2 separate regions of the Homo sapiens genome follow, and region 1 is linked to region 2. A link is an interaction called in ENCODE POLR2A ChIA-PET data of the cell type or tissue named here. Cell type or tissue: PC-3. All regions are shown on one strand. Links, peaks and the distances in the headings refer to the core of each region. The heading gives the core; the rest is flanking DNA.

What was found. Peaks named below come from ENCODE experiments on the same cell type or tissue, not always from the same donor. Only the 100,000 strongest peaks of a DNase experiment are listed, where the experiment ranks them.
Region 1: POLR2A ChIA-PET joins it to region 2 with 42 read pairs; 5 of 35 experiments call an interaction of 5 or more read pairs at or near these places.

The regions. Positions count from the first base shown.
Region 1 is chr14:45,092,797-45,101,542 of GRCh38, reverse strand. It overlaps PRPF39 (pre-mRNA processing factor 39), which reads right to left. Exons shown (of 14, transcript NM_017922.4): 2 at 5,980-6,322; 3 at 5,315-5,440; 4 at 4,538-4,656. The coding sequence starts at 6,303. Among named protein-coding and RNA genes, the nearest start is that of PRPF39, 13 kb to the right of the region's middle. In PC-3, for the core only: no CTCF peak of the experiment used is centred there; a DNase peak (open chromatin) is centred at 5,122.
Region 2 is chr14:44,989,676-44,998,421 of GRCh38, reverse strand. TOGARAM1 (TOG array regulator of axonemal microtubules 1) reads right to left here. Exons shown (of 20, transcript NM_001308120.2): 2 at 2,520-2,676. Among named protein-coding and RNA genes, the nearest start is that of TOGARAM1, 32 kb to the right of the region's middle. RefSeq lists an enhancer at 8,437-8,556. In PC-3, for the core only: no CTCF peak of the experiment used is centred there; no DNase peak of the experiment used is centred there.

The DNA of each region.
Region 1 (8,746 bases), core at 412-8,411, 100 kb before region 2:
AGTGAGCTGAAATTGCACCACTCAACACTGCACTCCAGCCTGGATGACAGAGCAAGACTCTGTCTCCAAAGAAAAAAAAAAAGTTTGTTACAAAGTATTTTAAAATACCTAGTCATGTCAAGAGATTTCTGTAAGCAATTTTAATCACTGGATTTAATACTCCAATGGGATAAAGCTTTTAGATACATACTTTCAAGATAAGTATCTTAGAATCAAGAGAGATTTTTAAAAAGTATAAAACTACACTCCCCTAAGTTAAACCACAATTTTAACACAATTTCAATAAAGCGCTAAAAAATGTTTAGTGGAACAAGAAAAAATCAAATTCTACTATTCATCTAGAATACAAAAATGCAAAATGACTTTGTAAAAGGATAATGCAGCAGGCATTTTCCTGAAAGATAATATAAGAAACTAGGAAGCTATAGTAATTACACGTTTGGCACTGGCCAGGTAACAGAAAAATGGATGAACAGTACAGAGCCAAGAAAACAAAAAAGAGATCAATGTGTGTGAGTATTTGGTGTATGATATAGGAGATACTTTAATTCAACAGTGGGAGTATATAAAAGGCTAATGTCTATCTCACGACAGATAGAAATTAAATTCAGATAAATGAATAAGCAAAAAACTATAGAAAAGTTAGAACAAAATACAGGATTTATATATTTTTGGTAAAATAGGCACAAAACTCAGGAACCAGTAAGAATTAAAACAGAAGCACATTAAGGAAAAATAAAACTCCATATGATAAAAGACACCATAAACAAAGTTAAAAACATACCAACATTGGAGGAAATATGTTTAATATAGAAATAAAAGATTGAAGAGCATGTGTGTCTGTGCATGCATGCATGTGCATATTTGGTGTAAGGTTTTCAAAAGAATAAAATAGATGTTACTGTCCCTACAGAACCCCAAATGATTCAGAAAATTAACCAGACACTGAAAAAAGTATGGAGAAAAGGGGAAGAAGACAAGAAGGTAATGAAATGAAGACAGAACGTTTAGAAGAAGGTATACTTAATGAATCGTGAGAAATCTTCAACTTTCCCGCCCAGCTATGGGGATTTCAGAAGCTAGGTGTCCATTCCCCAAGTAAATAAAATTATCCTTTTCTAAACAAACTGCTTGGCTCAGGAATAAGATATAAGGTTACTATCACTGGGAATCCACCAGCAAAAAGAGTGGCCACATGATTACACTACTGTGAAACACCATAGGCCAACTGACAATGCCCCATACAAAACACACAGTGCTTCCATATGCTTGTGTTTTGTTTTGTTTGTTTGTTTGTTTGTTTGTTTGTTTTTGAGACAGGGTCTCGCTCTGTCACCCAGGCTGGAGTGCAATGTCACGATCTCAGCTAACTGCAACTTCTGCCTTCCAGGTTCAAGCAATTCTCCTACCTCAGCCTCCTGAGAAGCTGGGATTACAGACTCCTGCCAGCATGCCCAGCTAATTTTTTTGTATTTTAAGTAGAGACAGGGTTTCACCATGTTGGCCAGACTGGTCTCGAACTCCTGACCTCAAGTGATCCACTGTGCCTGGCTCATATAGCTTGTTAATATCTAATCTGTAATAGGAACAAAAATCCAGAGATCACATATCTCAGAGATGAAAATGGGTAAACAGAAAAATTTGAGAGGAAACCGTCCTGGGAACAGAGGAAAATCTCAACTATCCTTAGTATCATCAAAGAAATAACAAAAAGATATGCAGCCATGAAACAAGAATTGGAGAGTATAAAAAAAGGAACACTCAGAGAACAAGAAAGATTCTTGGATATTAAGAATCTGGGCCGGGCGTGGTGGCTCACGCCTGTAATCCCAGCACTTTGGGAGGCCAAGACGGGCGGATCACGAGGTCAGGAGATGCAGATCATCCTGGCTAACACGGTGAAACCCTGTCTCTACTAAAAATACAAAAAATTAGTCAGGCGTGGTGGCAGGTGCCTGTAGTCCCAGCTACTCAGGAGGCTGGTGCAGAAGAATGGCGTGAACCCAGGAGGTGGAGCTTGCAGTGAGCCGAGATCGAGCCACTGCACTCCACCCTGGGGGAGAGAGGGAGACTCTGTCTCAAAAAAAAAAATAATAATAATCTGATGGAAGATGTTAAAAATCCAATACAAGGGTCAAGGAAATACCTCAAAAAGCCAGACAAAGTCTAAGATATGAAAAATAGGAAGAAGAAAAGAAAAACTCAGTAATTAAAAGAAGAGGTCCAACATCCAACTATTAAAAACAACAGAGAAAATCAAGGCAAGGAAACTGTCAAAATAAGAATATCCATAATAATAACATTTCTAAGAATAGAAGGACATTAGAATCTCAGAATGAAAAGACTCACCCAATCACCCAATAATCACAATAAGAAAAAGAAAATCCACATCAAAGCTCATTTTTATAAAACTTCATTTACATCAGACCCAAAGAGAACATCCTAACAGCTTCCACAGAGGAAAAACACATTATAGAAAGAGAATCTATTCTGCAAGAATGGTATTGGACTTCTCAAAAGCAATAGCAGAAGCTATAAAGGAATAAATAATGCCTTCAAAGCTCTATGGAGAAAATAATTTTCAACTCCAAATTCTACAGCTTACCAAACCTTAAAATTATTTTTTCATCCAAGCATCCTTTAACAAGAAGTTATAGGACACACTCTTCTAAAAGTTGGACATGAAATCAAGAAAAGAGTGAGATCTAATAATAAACTCACCCAGAAGTGAGGTAAAGACATCTCCTAGAACCATGATGATAAGAAAATCCCAAGACAACTCTTGTACAGCAGAACTAGAAGACCAGTCCAGATTATAGTAGGAAGGTTTCCAGGAGACAGCTCAAAGGAGAGGAAAAAATGGGACTTACACATTTTTTAACAGATCTGATTGTATAGAAAGCTATATTTAAAGCCTTCTACAAAGCTGCTGGAGAGTATGAAAAAACCTTAAATGTTCAAAGAAAATTAGACAAACGGGAAAAATGAGGGGCAGGGGAGGAGCAATTAAAAACCAAAAAGGTTATAAAATGAAAAGACAGTATGATGAAAAATATTTATAGGTTTTTGATCTCTCTCTCTTTTTTTTTTTTTTTTGAGACAGGGTCTTGCTCTGTCATCCAGGCTGGAGTGCAGTGGCACGATCGATCTTGGCTCACTGCAACCTCCACCTCCCAGGTTCAAGCGATTCTCTTGCCTCAGCCTCCCGAGTAGCTAGAACTACAGGCATGCGCCACCATGCCCAGCTAATGTTTTTTGTTTTTGAGACAAGGTCTCACTCTGTCACTCAGGCTAGAGTGCAGTGGTGCAATCACAGCTCACTGCAGCCTCAACCTCCCAGGCTCAAGCGCTCCTCCCACTTCAGCCTCCCAAAGTGCTGGGATTACAGGTATAAGCCACTGTGCCCATCCTTATTTATGGATTTACAATGATTAAAAAAAAATACTGAAGCTGATTATTGAAACCTATTCTGTAGCTATATTGGAAAGATAAGGAATGAGAAAACAAAGTGTAAGTGGGTTAAAATTCTCACTTACCGTAACAGATACATAATGTCTACAGCTAACAGAGAAAGAAAGAAAGCAACATAGATCTACTGTTAAACACATGGTGGAAAATACCAGAAGAAAGAGCTAAAATATTTGAAGGGAGGTGGAGGTGGTACTTTTTGTTACAAGCAGTTTAACATTAGCTAACTTCTTAAGCAATATGCACATGCTTTTTTTTGAAAACCAAAAACAAGTACATTAGCAAACTACTGTAATCAAGAAAAAGATAATGTAATAGAAAAATGAGCAAATAATATCAACAGGTAATTTAAAAAATGGCTTATATAAGCATATGAGAACATGGTAAACCAGGATGAGCAATCAAGACATAAACAAATTAAAAGAGATGCCACTGGAGGTAAAACAAACAAAAAATGTGGCACAGCTGTGGGAAAATGATTATTTTCATACACTGTGGGAGTTTAGAATCGATACCATTTTTGAAGGAACATTTGATAAAACTGAGCTGTGTGTTCCCTTTGACAGAAGTTCCATTTCTAGTGCATTCTACAAAAAATATTGACTTGTACAGAGATGTTCACTGTAGCACTGATTATTTCCTATAAATAAGGATTTGGTGAAATAGAGTACTTTGGCTTATAAGATACTTTTTATAAAGTATTATAAAATACTTTTTGTAATTGTTAAAAAATATGGCAGGAAGAGATTCCCAAACATTATTAAAAAAAAAAAGTCAAAGAGCAGTATGAAAGCATACGCATAAACATGTACTTATACATATATCTGAAAGAACACACACCAAGCTATTAACCTTGAGGAGTGGAATTGGGGACATAAGAGGCATGGACTGTAGGAGGGCTTTATTATCTGCATTTTCAAATCATAAAGCTTAAGTTTATTACATGTATCATTTTTTTAACAATGGAATAGAAGTTAAACTTCCAGCTTAGCTTTCATGAGCTCTATTATCAACATCAGAATAATTATTTATATCATAAAAAACATTTCAGTATCAATGTTCCACATACCCTCTTATTGTATTGTTTGTCTCAGGATCACCAGGGTCCAATGTTTCTTTTAAGAAGTTTATATAATGTATCCAAAGGTCAACACTAAGAGGTATTGCCTGAAGCCCCCGCCGATAAACCTAAGAAGAAAACAGCAAACTGTACTTCAAATATTTAATTATTTCTTAACAGAGAGGCAACACTGTGTTATCCGGTGAACCTTAGAAATACTAATTACTGGAATTTTGTTTAAATAATCTACCATTACCATTTGGGTGGAGGTTGGATAGAACATGGCAATGTTCTGATCCCCACGTGCAGAGTCTTGATCTTCAAAGCGCAGCAGTCCCTGCATTCTGACCGGGTTGTGTGGGCAGGCTTTGGGTTACAGACCATAGGGCACAGACCCATTAGAGCATCAATGACAGCGTCTGACCAAAAATGCAATAAGACGTAGCAAATGTGACTAGCAAACCAACTATATTGTTTGGAAAATGAGAAATAAATGTAAGTGAGAGAAAAGCCCTGCCCTACTTGTTAAGCTGCAGTGTAATACAGAGGCTTGCACTGCAAAGCTTGACAAACTGTAGAGGTTTAACGCACCTGCCAACAAAGAGAGAAAATATTAGCTACAAATGCCACAAGAGTGACAAATGCAAATAAATACCCTATAAAAATTGTTTGACCATAAATGGTAGGTACTGCCAGCCAAAAAAAAAAAAAAAAAAAAATCTTTGTTTTGTTATTAATTGGCTTACAGTACCTATTGGAGATAAGTTTATTCAGTGATGTACGCACCTCATCTGATGGTTTAATGTTGTCGTGCCGCTTTTCAAGGTCTGCATACTTTTTCCAGTAACCATAGCAATACGGATAGTGTATGAAAAATCTGTCAAATGCCTTCCTGGCAGCCATCAAGTGATTCTGATAAAAATAAAACAGTATTTAAATATTGTGGAAATTTCTGTCAAAAAAATATTTATTATTCCTTTCAAACGTTATTATCTAAAAAAATAATAATAAATGGCAGGCTTAAAAACTCCACATGCAGGCTGCTCTGCCGATGGAGCAGCCCTTCTTTTATTCCTTTACTTTCTTAATAAACTTGCTTTCACTTAAAAAAAAAAAAAAAAAAAACCTACACAGGCAGCAGCCCCCTTTTTCTTCTAAACGCAATTGAAACAGAAGGAACTAATTTTGCCAACTTTTTATTTCAGCAATTTTACACACACATTTACACCTCAATTATTACAAAACATTAAGCTTTGACACTACTGACTCTCTACAACATACAAAAGCTGTAAGCTATTTTCAAAGCTAAAAATGTAGCTACCTAATGTTATTCAACTTCATTTGAAAATTATGAGTCAATTTTAATCATAAACAATAAGGTCTACTGTTTCATTATAAATTAATGACTTGATTAATTTGTCCCTTCTGATACCATTTTAATAGTTACTAACCTCCTGTTCTACATATTGAAGCAAATATACCCAGCCTGTAAAATCCTGAGGATTATTTTCTACAGTTTTCCAAAATTTTTCATATTCTGGAGGGAAATTTGCTTCTGTTTCTGTCAGCGTCACTGGAAGGTCCACAGCACTTGCCATTTCAGTTTCTTCTGTAGATGCATTCACATTGGGAGAGTCATCAGGTGACTGTTCCATTTCTGTAACGTTCATAATCTCAGTACTGAAATCAGTAGGATGTTCTACCACTACCTCTGAACTGTTGCCTGTGCTGCCATTACTAGAATTTCTGTATTCATCCATGTGAGAATTTTGCATATTGTCTTCAGTTAACGATCTGTGGAAACACGAAAAAAAGAGAAATATCTTCCAAATGCCAATAAAATTATTTGGCCTCAACAACACCTTTTAAAAAGCCCTAATTTAGCTATTAAAGAAATATTAATGTGAGTCTTAATCCCCTACAAGTCAGAATCAGAAGGTTCATTAGTTTTTATATTGTAAATAAAATTATAAATTCTTCACAAAACTGCCATTTTGTTGTTGGTATTTGAATGAAAACCAAATAACTGTGGATTTGTTACCTCATTCAAACAACAAATAAGTACACTGCCTGCTACCCAATGAAGAAATACTATTTAAAATTCAATGTTTCTTATTTAGGTAAGAATCTGATTCGGTGCCTGAATGTTACCTTGCTATCAATCACTGGAAAACGGCATATCTTTAACAACTGTTCTGGAGGCTAAAAGTAAAACTGACAAAAATTCTGGTCATGGGTATAAACATTTCAAAAGGAAGCTCATCACTTGGCTCAGGATAAAGTTTTAGAAAAGATAAAATCATATTGCTTAAATATATCTATATACTTACGATTTATAAATCCTGACAGCTAGGTTTCAACTTTATTATATAAGATATAAATTATGGCTTTAAAAAATTAAACAGTAATTTTTAAAGTGAATAAATGTTACTTAAAACACATTTAAGGGGCCAGGCATGGTGGCACACAGCTGCAGTCCCAGCTACTCAGGAGATGCTGTGGCAGGAGGATCACCTGAGCCCAGAAGTTCAAGGCTGCTGTAAGCATTGACCCTGCTACGATACTCCAGCCTGGGCAACAGAGCACGACCCTACCTCTAAAAAACATATTTGAGAAAGGCTTACAGTCTGGATAATAACTACATAATATACTTAAAATTATGTCATCTAATTTTTAAGGCTATAAGGTAATAAGCAATTACCCCTTTAAGGTAATACCACATTATATTTTCATAATTACCTTCATCTCTTCCACTAACAGCTTAAATGGAAACCAAATCATTAAATTATAGGGCATGTCTCATTTTTTTTAAAATGAGGAATTATTCTCAAAATTAAGCAGACCATAAAACTGATTTACTCTTAAAATATACTTAGAATATACTACTACTTAATATATTAATAGTAGTTAATTAAAAAGATGACTAAAACTTTAAAGACAATAATGCAAAGGAAGAAATGCAAATGACCAATAAACATAAAAAAGACCTATATCTTTACTAATAAAGACATAAATCAAAATAATGAGTGTACCAAATAGCAACTGTACATATTTTATACTATGGAAATAATCAGAAAAAACATGTATTTGTTTAAGGGCATTCATTACCAGCACTGTTGTACAGCAAAACTGGAGGGTGTATTAAGAAAAAGACTGCTTTGGCCGGGCGTGGTGGCTCATGCCTGTAATCCCAGCACTTTGGGAGGCTGAGGCAGGCGGATCACCTGAGGTTGGGAGTTCGAGACCAGCCTCACCAACAAGGAGAAACCCTGTCTCTACTAAAAATACCAAATTAGCCGGGCGTGGTGGCACATGCCTGTAATCCCAGCTACTCAGGAGGCTGAGGCAGGAGACTCTCTTGAACCTGGGAGGAGGAGGGTACAGTGAGCCGAGATCATGCCATTGCACTCCAGCCTGGGCAACAAGAGTGAAACTCCGTCTCAAAAAAAAAAAAAGAAAAGAAAAAGACTGCTTTAATAAATAGTATACTCGGCCAGGCACGGTGGCTCATGCCCGTAATCCCAGCACTTTGGGAGGCCGAGGAGGGTAGACCACCTGAGGTCAGGAGTTCAAGACCAGCCTGTCCAACATGGTGAAACCCCATCTCTACTAAAAATACAAAAAATTAGCAGGGTGTGGTGGCACACGTCTGTAGTTCCAGCTACTCGGGAGGCTGAGGCAGGAGTATCACTTGAACCCGGGAGGTGAAGGTTGCAGTGAGCCAAGATCGTGCCACTGCACTCCAGCCTGGGCAATACAGTGAGATTCCGTCTCAAAAAAAAAAAAATAAATCATATATAATGGAATAATAAGAATTAAAAAGGAAATATGTACATCTGTATTGATACAGAAAAATATCCATTATAGATTTTTTAAATACATATATATGCATACACACATGCACTCACAGATTTGTAAGGATTTACACCAAATAAAATAAAATACAAAACTGGCAGCTGGTGTTAACAATTGTTCTCCATACAAAAGAGAGATGTGTGCTTTATTCTTTTTGCCTATCTGCAATTACTTAACTGAATGGGGGGAGAAGTTTTTTGTTATTTTTTTAAAAAGCCAGCTATAAGTTGACTGGATACATTTTTTTTTTAACAATTTTATGACTACCATACTATAAAAATCTGAGTTTCACTACCGTCTATGCAGAAATTTGCAAATCTGGCTCCAAACAAGTCAACTAGTAAGCTGTTTAAAACTAATATA
Region 2 (8,746 bases), core at 382-8,381:
TAAAGTCAAGCTCAATCTCTTTTCTGCAGTTTTCTGAAACCACTTCAATACCTATGTTTTCCTTTCTTGAATCCTTACAGTATTTGTAATTCATATCATCCAATCAAGCATTAGCTTACATATTGTCTTATTTTCCAGTTGTTTAGAATCTGTACAATTAGGAAATGAGCTCCTCAATGGTACAGAGAAATCAAAATCAAAATCAAAACTGCCACAAACATAACTGGACATATTCTTGCATTTCTCCTTCTCTATTAAACAATAAAATAAACTATGCAGTCATTATGCCACTTCATTTTTGTATGAAAATACTATAGAATTTCACTGCATAAAGGTCTATAAATTCTCCTAGGGAACAATGTTTACTGAATAATATATCTAAAATCAAACCCAACAAATTTTGAAAACTGTTATCATTTAGATGTTAAATACATTTTTAAATCTATAACATAGTCAAATCTTTACCTTCTAAACCATTTTCCCTTCTAATAGGTATCACTTTGTCAACACACTACAATTTTTCTTATTACCTGGGTGCTATATCTTGAAATCCTAAACTATCATTTAGAACTCAAGCTCAACCTCCTCAACCTCTTTCTTCTTCTTCTTTTTTTTTTTTGAGACGGAGTCTCACTCTTGTAGCCCAGACTGGAGTGTAGTGGTGTGATCTCGGCATGAGACACAGCGCCCGGCCTCAACCTCTTTCTAAATGATATGGTCATTTATAAAGATGGGTATGTTGAAGAATATCCACAAAGGCAGTTTCTTCCTATGCTCTCCTTTTTCTTCTAAATGTTATGGTCAATGACAATGACCATTTCCTCTAAAGTACCGTAATATTTACTTTTGTAACACTTAGTCCATGTTCTCAGTTGCTCTGGCCAAAAATCCTTACAGCATTATTGACACTTCTTTCTCACATTCTATACCCAATCTACCAGCAAACTATATCAACTTTACCGCTGACATATAATCAGAATCCAATCACCTTTTTTTTTTTTTTTTTTTTTTTTTTTTGAGATGGAGTCTTGCTTTGTTGCCAGGCTGGAGTGCAGTGGTGCGATCTTGACTCACTGCAACCTCTGCCTCCCGGGTTGAAGAGATTCTCCTGCCTCAGCCTCTCGAGTAGTTGGGATTACAGGCATGCACCAACACGTCCAGCTAATTTTTGTATTTTTAGTAGAGACGGGGTTTCACCATGTTGGCAAGGATGGTCTCAGTCTCTTGACTGCGTGATCTGCCTGCATTGGCCCCCAAAGTGCTGGGATTACAGGCGTGAGCCACCGCGCCAAGCCAGAATCCAATCACTTCTTACCACATTCTTGCTATCCTGGTTAAAGCCTCCATCAACTCTAGCCACGATTACTACAACAGATTCTTAATCAGTCTTCCTGTTTTTGACCTTGCTCTCTGATACAGTTTGGCTTTGTGTCCCCACCCAAATCTCATGTCGAATTGGTAATCCCCAATGTTGGAGGTAGGTGAGGCCTGGTGGGAGGTGACTGGATCATGTGGCAGATTTCTCCTTTTGGAGCTGTTCTCATGATAGAGTTCTCACAAGATCTGATCGTTAAAAGCGTGTTGTACTTCCTCTTCACTCTCTTCCCCTTGCTCCCACCATGTAAGACGTGCTTGTTTCACCTTCGCCTTACGCCATGATTGTAAATTTCTTGAGGTTTCCCCAGAAGCAGAAGCCTGTGCAGCCCATAGAACCATGAGCCAATTAAACCTCTTTTCTTCATAAATTACCCAGTCTCAGGTATGTCTTTATGGCAGTGTGAAAACAGACTAATACACTTTCATCTATTTTAAAAATAAAATCCAAAATGAGCCTGGAAACAAGTGATGTCAATTCTTTCTTCAAAATGCTCCTCATTCAGAGTAAAAAGTAAAGTTCACTTATAAGTCCACTAGGCCTTAAATAAGCACCCCTATTATGTCTTTAATTTTCTACTTATTTTCCCCTCTCTTATTTCATTCCAGACATACTGGTCTCTTTGGTATTTCTCAAACATGTTCCCCACACACTTCTCTCTTAGTTACTTGTGCTGACTGTTCCCTCTTCCTGAAACTATTTATTCTCTTCTCCTGATATACAGTGGTTTGCTTCAAATATTCTTTCCTGAATATGGCCTTCTTTCGCTTTGTTTTCCTTCATAGCATTTATCACCAGATAACTTACTATGTCTTGTATTTATTTAATGTCTGTTCTCGTTCCTAAGTAGAATGCAAGCTCTATTAGGCAGACCTCCAGGACTTAGAAAAGCACCTTAATAAATATGGGTGATGTATTAAGCAAATATTGCCCTATATTAATACTTAAACGATTTCAGTGAGAAACCCTCCAGGGTTTTATGAGATAATAATGTCTAAGTGTCCATTCTTATCAGATCTTCAATAAATAACTTATTGAATCTGAACTGCCTACTAGATTAAAGTTCTATGAGTCATTGAATGCACTATGAAGTTAAGAGAAGTCTGTTAGTTCAACATGACCATCATCAGCAACTTGTACTTACCAGCAGCACATAAAGGAAGACAATCTGGGTTAAAATCCCGACTATTCTGAAATAAGTTTCTTGATACTCTTTTTCTGCTAAAACATAAATCATCATTGACTGGCATTCCTTGAGAAAGCTTTAATTTTGCAGATGGGATGAAATCATATGTTGAAAACTATAAGAACAGAATCATAAATTAGCAAATTTGTGTTAATTCTTCCTGGTAATAAATATGACAAAATAACTTAGATCCAATTATGAAATTCAGGTTAGAATAAATTTTAATTTATCAAATATATAATGATACAGATAAACATCCATATTTAGTCGGGTACACCAACAGTACTTTTCATTCCAGAAGAGAAATGCTAATTGTTTTTTCTTACTACTTCACCCCAACCCTTTACTGTTCCTTACCATCCTACAGCAGACTCTGGCAACAAGGAAGGAGAGAATACAAATGACAAAAACAATGATCTGACGGAGCAGCGTAACCCCTCAAACTATGCTATCTTTGTTTGAGTACTAGACAATAAGTGCCAGTTGAAGGTCACTGAACAAGCAAGCATTCTACTACACTGTTCTTACTGAGGCAAATCTATTATCCATATTCTGCAGCCTAAATGTCAATGTAAATAACATGGCAACCTATGTCATAGTTCCCTTAGGGTATTTTCTTACACTAGGTCTCTTAGTTAAAACCAGTAAATAATACTTTATATATGTATAGTACTTCATAGTTTCCAAGTCCTTTCTCATAAACCCCATATGATAGTTAAGGAACAAAGGTGCCAGGATACAATTTTGAAGTTGCACATAATCAGTTAAAGAACTAAATGAGAGCATGAATCAAATGTTCAAAATTCTTCAACAATGATGACCTCAATTGTCCCGGATCACTTCACATTCAACATGACTATAAAACTTTAAAAAAACTGAATGCATTGACAGGAAATTATGCTTCCTATATATTTATTTGGAGCTCATAGACACAATCAAATCTAGATGTGGTGAACTAAAAACCTTGTCAGTATATTTCTTTGTAAACTTTGCCAATTATCAAATGGCAAAATAAAATTAAAGGTAAGTCTATTATGCCTCAGGTACACGTTATTTATTATCAAATTTTGTGAAAAACCTATTACCTCCTTCAAAAACTAACCCAGAAATGATAAGTAACAAAATTAAGAATGCCCAGATGAGGCCACGTGCAGTAGCTCACACCTGTAATCACAGCACTTTGGAAGGCAGAGGCAGGTGGATCACTTGGGCCCAGGAATTCAAGATCAGCCTTGGCAACATAGTGAAATCCCATCTCTACAAAAAATACAAAAATTAGCCAGGCATGGTGGCATGTGCCTGTCGTCCCAACTAATCGGGAGGCTGAGGTAGGAGGATTACTTGAACCTGAAAGGTAGAGGCTGCAGTGGGCTGATATTGTGCCACTGCACTCCAGCCTGAGTGACTGACTGAGACCCTGTCTCAAAAAAAAGAATGCCCTCAGCTGGGCATGATGGCTCATGCCTATAATCCCAGCACTTTGAGAGGCCAAGGTGGGTGGGTCACTTGAGGTCAAGAGTTCAAGACCAGCCTGGCTAACATGGTGAAACCCCATCCATAGTAAAAATACAAAAATTAGCCAGGCATGGTAGCCTACACCTGTAGTCCTAGCTACTCGGGAGGCTGAGACAGAGGCTGAGGCAGGAGAACTGCTTGAACCCAGGAGACAGAGGTTGCGGTGAGCCAAGATCATGCCACTGCACTCCAGGCTGGGCAACAGAGTGAGACTCTGCCTCAAAAAAAACAGAAGAATGCCGTAATAAAAAAGGATTGACTTTACTGTCTCAAAACCCAGTTAACGTCCATGATTGATTATACAGTAGTCAGTATCAAAAGGATATAATGGAATAAAAACAAAACCAATTATAGTCAACTTCTGATTAGATATATTAAAAGATGATGTATTAATACAGCTAACATAGTGAGTAATCCAGAAATAATTCTACAGTATGGAATACATTTTATGTTAGATTTACTTTGTGATTAATTTCTGTTTAGCAAACAGATATTAGTATATAGGCCAGATACATACAACAACTGGTGGAGGTGGTAATGTTGATGAGGGTGGTGGTGTGTGCATATGTGAATGTGGCATTTTCAGAAATCTTCAGCAGTCAGGCAGAGATTAAGTTTTGCTATAGAAGATTGTGCATCTGAAAGCAGACTATAGGACATACCAATTAACATGAAAGTCCTCTTTAGGTCTCTCTTAAAAGTAAAAGATTTTCATTAGGGTAAGTTTTGATGGGACGAAACAATGAACGAAGAAAAAGTGGTTTAGAGTAAAAGAAAATAGAATTCATAAATTTTGAAAGAGTTGTGAGTTAACGTTACAAAATGTGAAGCAGTCTATTTAAAGCACCTGATTGATGACTCTCAGGAACATGGAACTGAATTTTCAACCTTTGCAGTTAATACCTAAAAATTTATTTAATTCCTTAGAGTTATAGTAAATTAAAACATTATAAAAAAGCAAGTTTCACATTTAATATTAATAATGGTTGGAAATTTACATAGTGTTATTTACTGTTTCAATCTTTTTTTGTTTTTGTTTTTGTTTTTGTTTTTGTTTTTGAGACAGGTTCTCACTCTGTTGCTCAGGCTGGAATGCAGTGGCATGATCATGGCTCACTGCAGCCGACCTTCCCCATCTCAGGTGATTTTCCCACCTCAGCCTCCCAAGTAGCTGGGACTATAGGCATGTGCCACCACACCCAGCTAATTTTATTTTTATTTTATTTATCTTTATTTTATTTTACTTTATTTTTTTATTTTTTGCCATGTTACCCAGGCTGAGCTCGAACCGTCAAGCTCAAATGATCTGCCTACCTTGGCCTCTCAAAGTGCTGAGATTACAGGCGTGAGCCACTACACACAGCCTATTATCTCTTAGTCTTTCTATTTGAATCCCTGCATATTTTTCATAAAAAGATTGCAAAAATTAGGCCGGGCATGGTGGCTCACGCCTGTAATCCCAGCACTTTGGGAGGCCCAGGCAGGCAGATCACGAGGTCAGGAGATCGAGACCATCCTGGCTAACACGGTGAAAACCCGTCTCTACTAAAAAATACAAAAATTAGTCGGGCGTGGTGGCAGGCGCCTGTAGTCCCAGCTACTCGGGAGGCTGAGACAGGAGAATGGCGTGAAGCCAGGAGGCGGAGCTTGCAGTGAGCCAGGATCGCGCCACTGCACTCCAGCCTGGGAGGCAGAGGGAGACTCATCTCAAAAAAAAAAAAAAAAAAAAAAAAAGATTACAAAAATTTACTCTTGTTTAATCCTCTGACCTAATGCATCCTATTGCAGCTTTTGGCAGGGAGTATTAAAGCATCTCAAAAATAGTTTTAATTCTATTTTGGTAGCAAAAAATTACCAGAAAAAGACCTTTTAATATCTAATTCTCTCAGAAATCACCTATACTCCTGGCTTTACTGAACTTGTACTAAACTTTATCTTGACCTCCAGTTTTTGAACCTTTCACCTTTTACCAGTTCTTTCTGGTTTCACCCAGACTCCACCCTTGCCCCTTAATGCTGGGCATTAAACAAGTTTATTCCCATTAACCACAGTTACCTTCTGTAAACATCACTGTATTTGTCTTTCAAATTATTTTCCTATGTACACTTTAGAAAAAATAGCTGTGATACTATATGTAAACTTTATATCCTGATTTTTGCACTTTACATTATAATAAAAGTACTTCCCATGCTGTTAAAACCCCTTATAAGTGCTATACTTTTTGGTGTTTTTTTTTTGGTTTGGTTTTTTTTTTTTTTTTTTTTTTTTTTTTTAACAGACAGGGTCTCACTATGTTCTCTTGGCTGGCCTAGAACTCATGGGCTCAAGGGTTTTGCCACTTCAGCTACCAAAGTATCTGGGACTATAGGATCACACCACCATGCCTGGCTATAAACTTTAATTACAAAAATAATAATTGCTTATTGTAAAAAATATAAAAAATACCAAAGTTATCAAAAGAAAAATTAAATTTAAAAAATGCAAACTATAGAAATAAGATATAAACTTAAATTATTCTTTGGGACCCTTCTCAGTAGAATCCTACTGATAAATCCTGTTAACAGGTCTTTTTCTATATGTAAACATTCTTCAATAAGCTATTTTAAAAAAAAAACAAAAATAAATCACATGATACTCTGGCACAGAGTAAATATGTAGACATCCTTCCATGTAAGACAATACATATCTGTTTATTTTAGACTCATAGTTCCTTACTGATGGACATTTTCTTTGCCACGACTTTTCACTATTACAATCTTGCAGTGAACATTGTTACACACATATCTTTGTGTATTATATTCCTATAGTATAAAAGTCCTAAAAACGGAACTATTGAGTCCAAGGACATAAATTATCTTTAATGGCTGCCTAATATTCCATTGACTAGATGTGCCACTCTCCTTTGATGGAACATTCAGATTGCTCCCCAGGCTTTTCTCAGATTGATAAGGAAAAAATTCCAATGAGGGAAATGGTACCTACATGGCTTAAGGTAGCAGTGCTGACAGAAGGAGACTGGCAGACTTTAGAAAGACTGTCACATATGCTACATAGCTAAAATAAAAAAAAAACAAAAACAAAAAACTAAGGCTGAGTGCAGTGGCTCATGCTTTTAATCTCAGCACTTTGAGAGGTGGAGGTGGGAGGATTATTTGAGCTCAGGAGTTTGAGACCAGCCTGGGCAACATGGCAAGACCCCATCTCTACAAAAAATAAAAAATTAACCAGGCCTGGTGTTGCATTCCGGTAGTCCCAGTAACTTAGGAGGCTGAGGTGGGAGGATCACTTGAGCCTGGGGGTCGAGGCTGCAGTGAGCCATAACTGTGCCACAGCACTCTAGCTTGGAAGACAGAGTGAGACCTTGTCTCCAAAAAAAAAAAAAAAAAAAAAAAGCCTCAGCTGGGTGTAGTGGCTCACACCTGTAATCCCTGCATTTTGGGAGGCTGAGGTGGGAGGGTCACTTGAGCCCAAGTCCAAGACCGACCTGGGCAACACAGTAAGACCCCATCTCAAAAACAAAAGAAAAAAACCCAAAGTGTTTTTTTTAAAATATCTGTAAACTGCCTACACAAAGGGAGAATACCCACACTGAACTCTCTGTAGCCGTCAGCTAACCACACCCATAAAATGTGCAAACAAAATACAGACTATTTAGCTATTTTGTGTGCAGTTTGTTTTCATACATGCTAAAAGTAAGGTAATCAGCTGAATCAAGGAAGAACCAGGACTGATCAAAGAGAGGAAAAAATATTGCAAACTGCATGCAAAATAACTAGTGTGTGAAATAACCAACTAAATGTCTCTGATTCTTTGTTTGACATTTATTTCTGTAGATTTCACTAATATATTGTCCCTCTGAGTCCAAACAGGAGAGTTAAACATGTGGCCTGAAAGTGCATCCTTTCTGAGACCTAGAGTCTTGAGTTCTCAGTTAAACTTTCCTCATATAAGTGACTGAGCAATGTGGCTCATGTGCCACAATATAATACACAAAGATATGTGTGCAACTATATTCTTGGCAAAGGCTGATTCTGACTGAGCACATGGACAATTGTGTTCACACAGACGGCAGCAGTGGGTGAAACTGGGTTTTGATTTTACGGTCTATTTGGTGATTTCTGCTGGATGATAGTATAGTCAGGTGGCACCTGGCAGGGAATCTAGAATCTGCTTTCCTTATTGTCTTTTCATTTATGTTTATGATATGGTTAAACTTTGTGTCCCTACCCAAATCTTGTCTTGAATTGTAATCCTCATAATCCCCACATATCAAGGGAGAGACTTGGTGGGAGGTGACTGGATCATGGGGACCATGTCCCCCATGCTGTTCTCATGATAGTGAATTCTCATGAGGCCTGATGGTCTTACAAGTGTCTGACAGTTCCTCTTTCACATATTCGCTCTCTCTCACCTGCTGCCATGTAAGATGTGCCTCTTCTCCTTCCACTATGATTGTAAGTTTCCTGAGGCCTCCCCAGCCATGCAAAACTGTGAGTCAATTAAACTTCTTTTCTTTATAAATTACCCAGTCTTGGGCAGTTCTTTATAGCAGTGTAAGAATGGACTATTATAGTTTATTGGTACTGAGGTAGTGAGGTACTGCTATAAAGACACTTGAAAATGTGGAAGTGACTTTGGAACTGGGTAACAGGCAGAGGCTAGAACAGTCT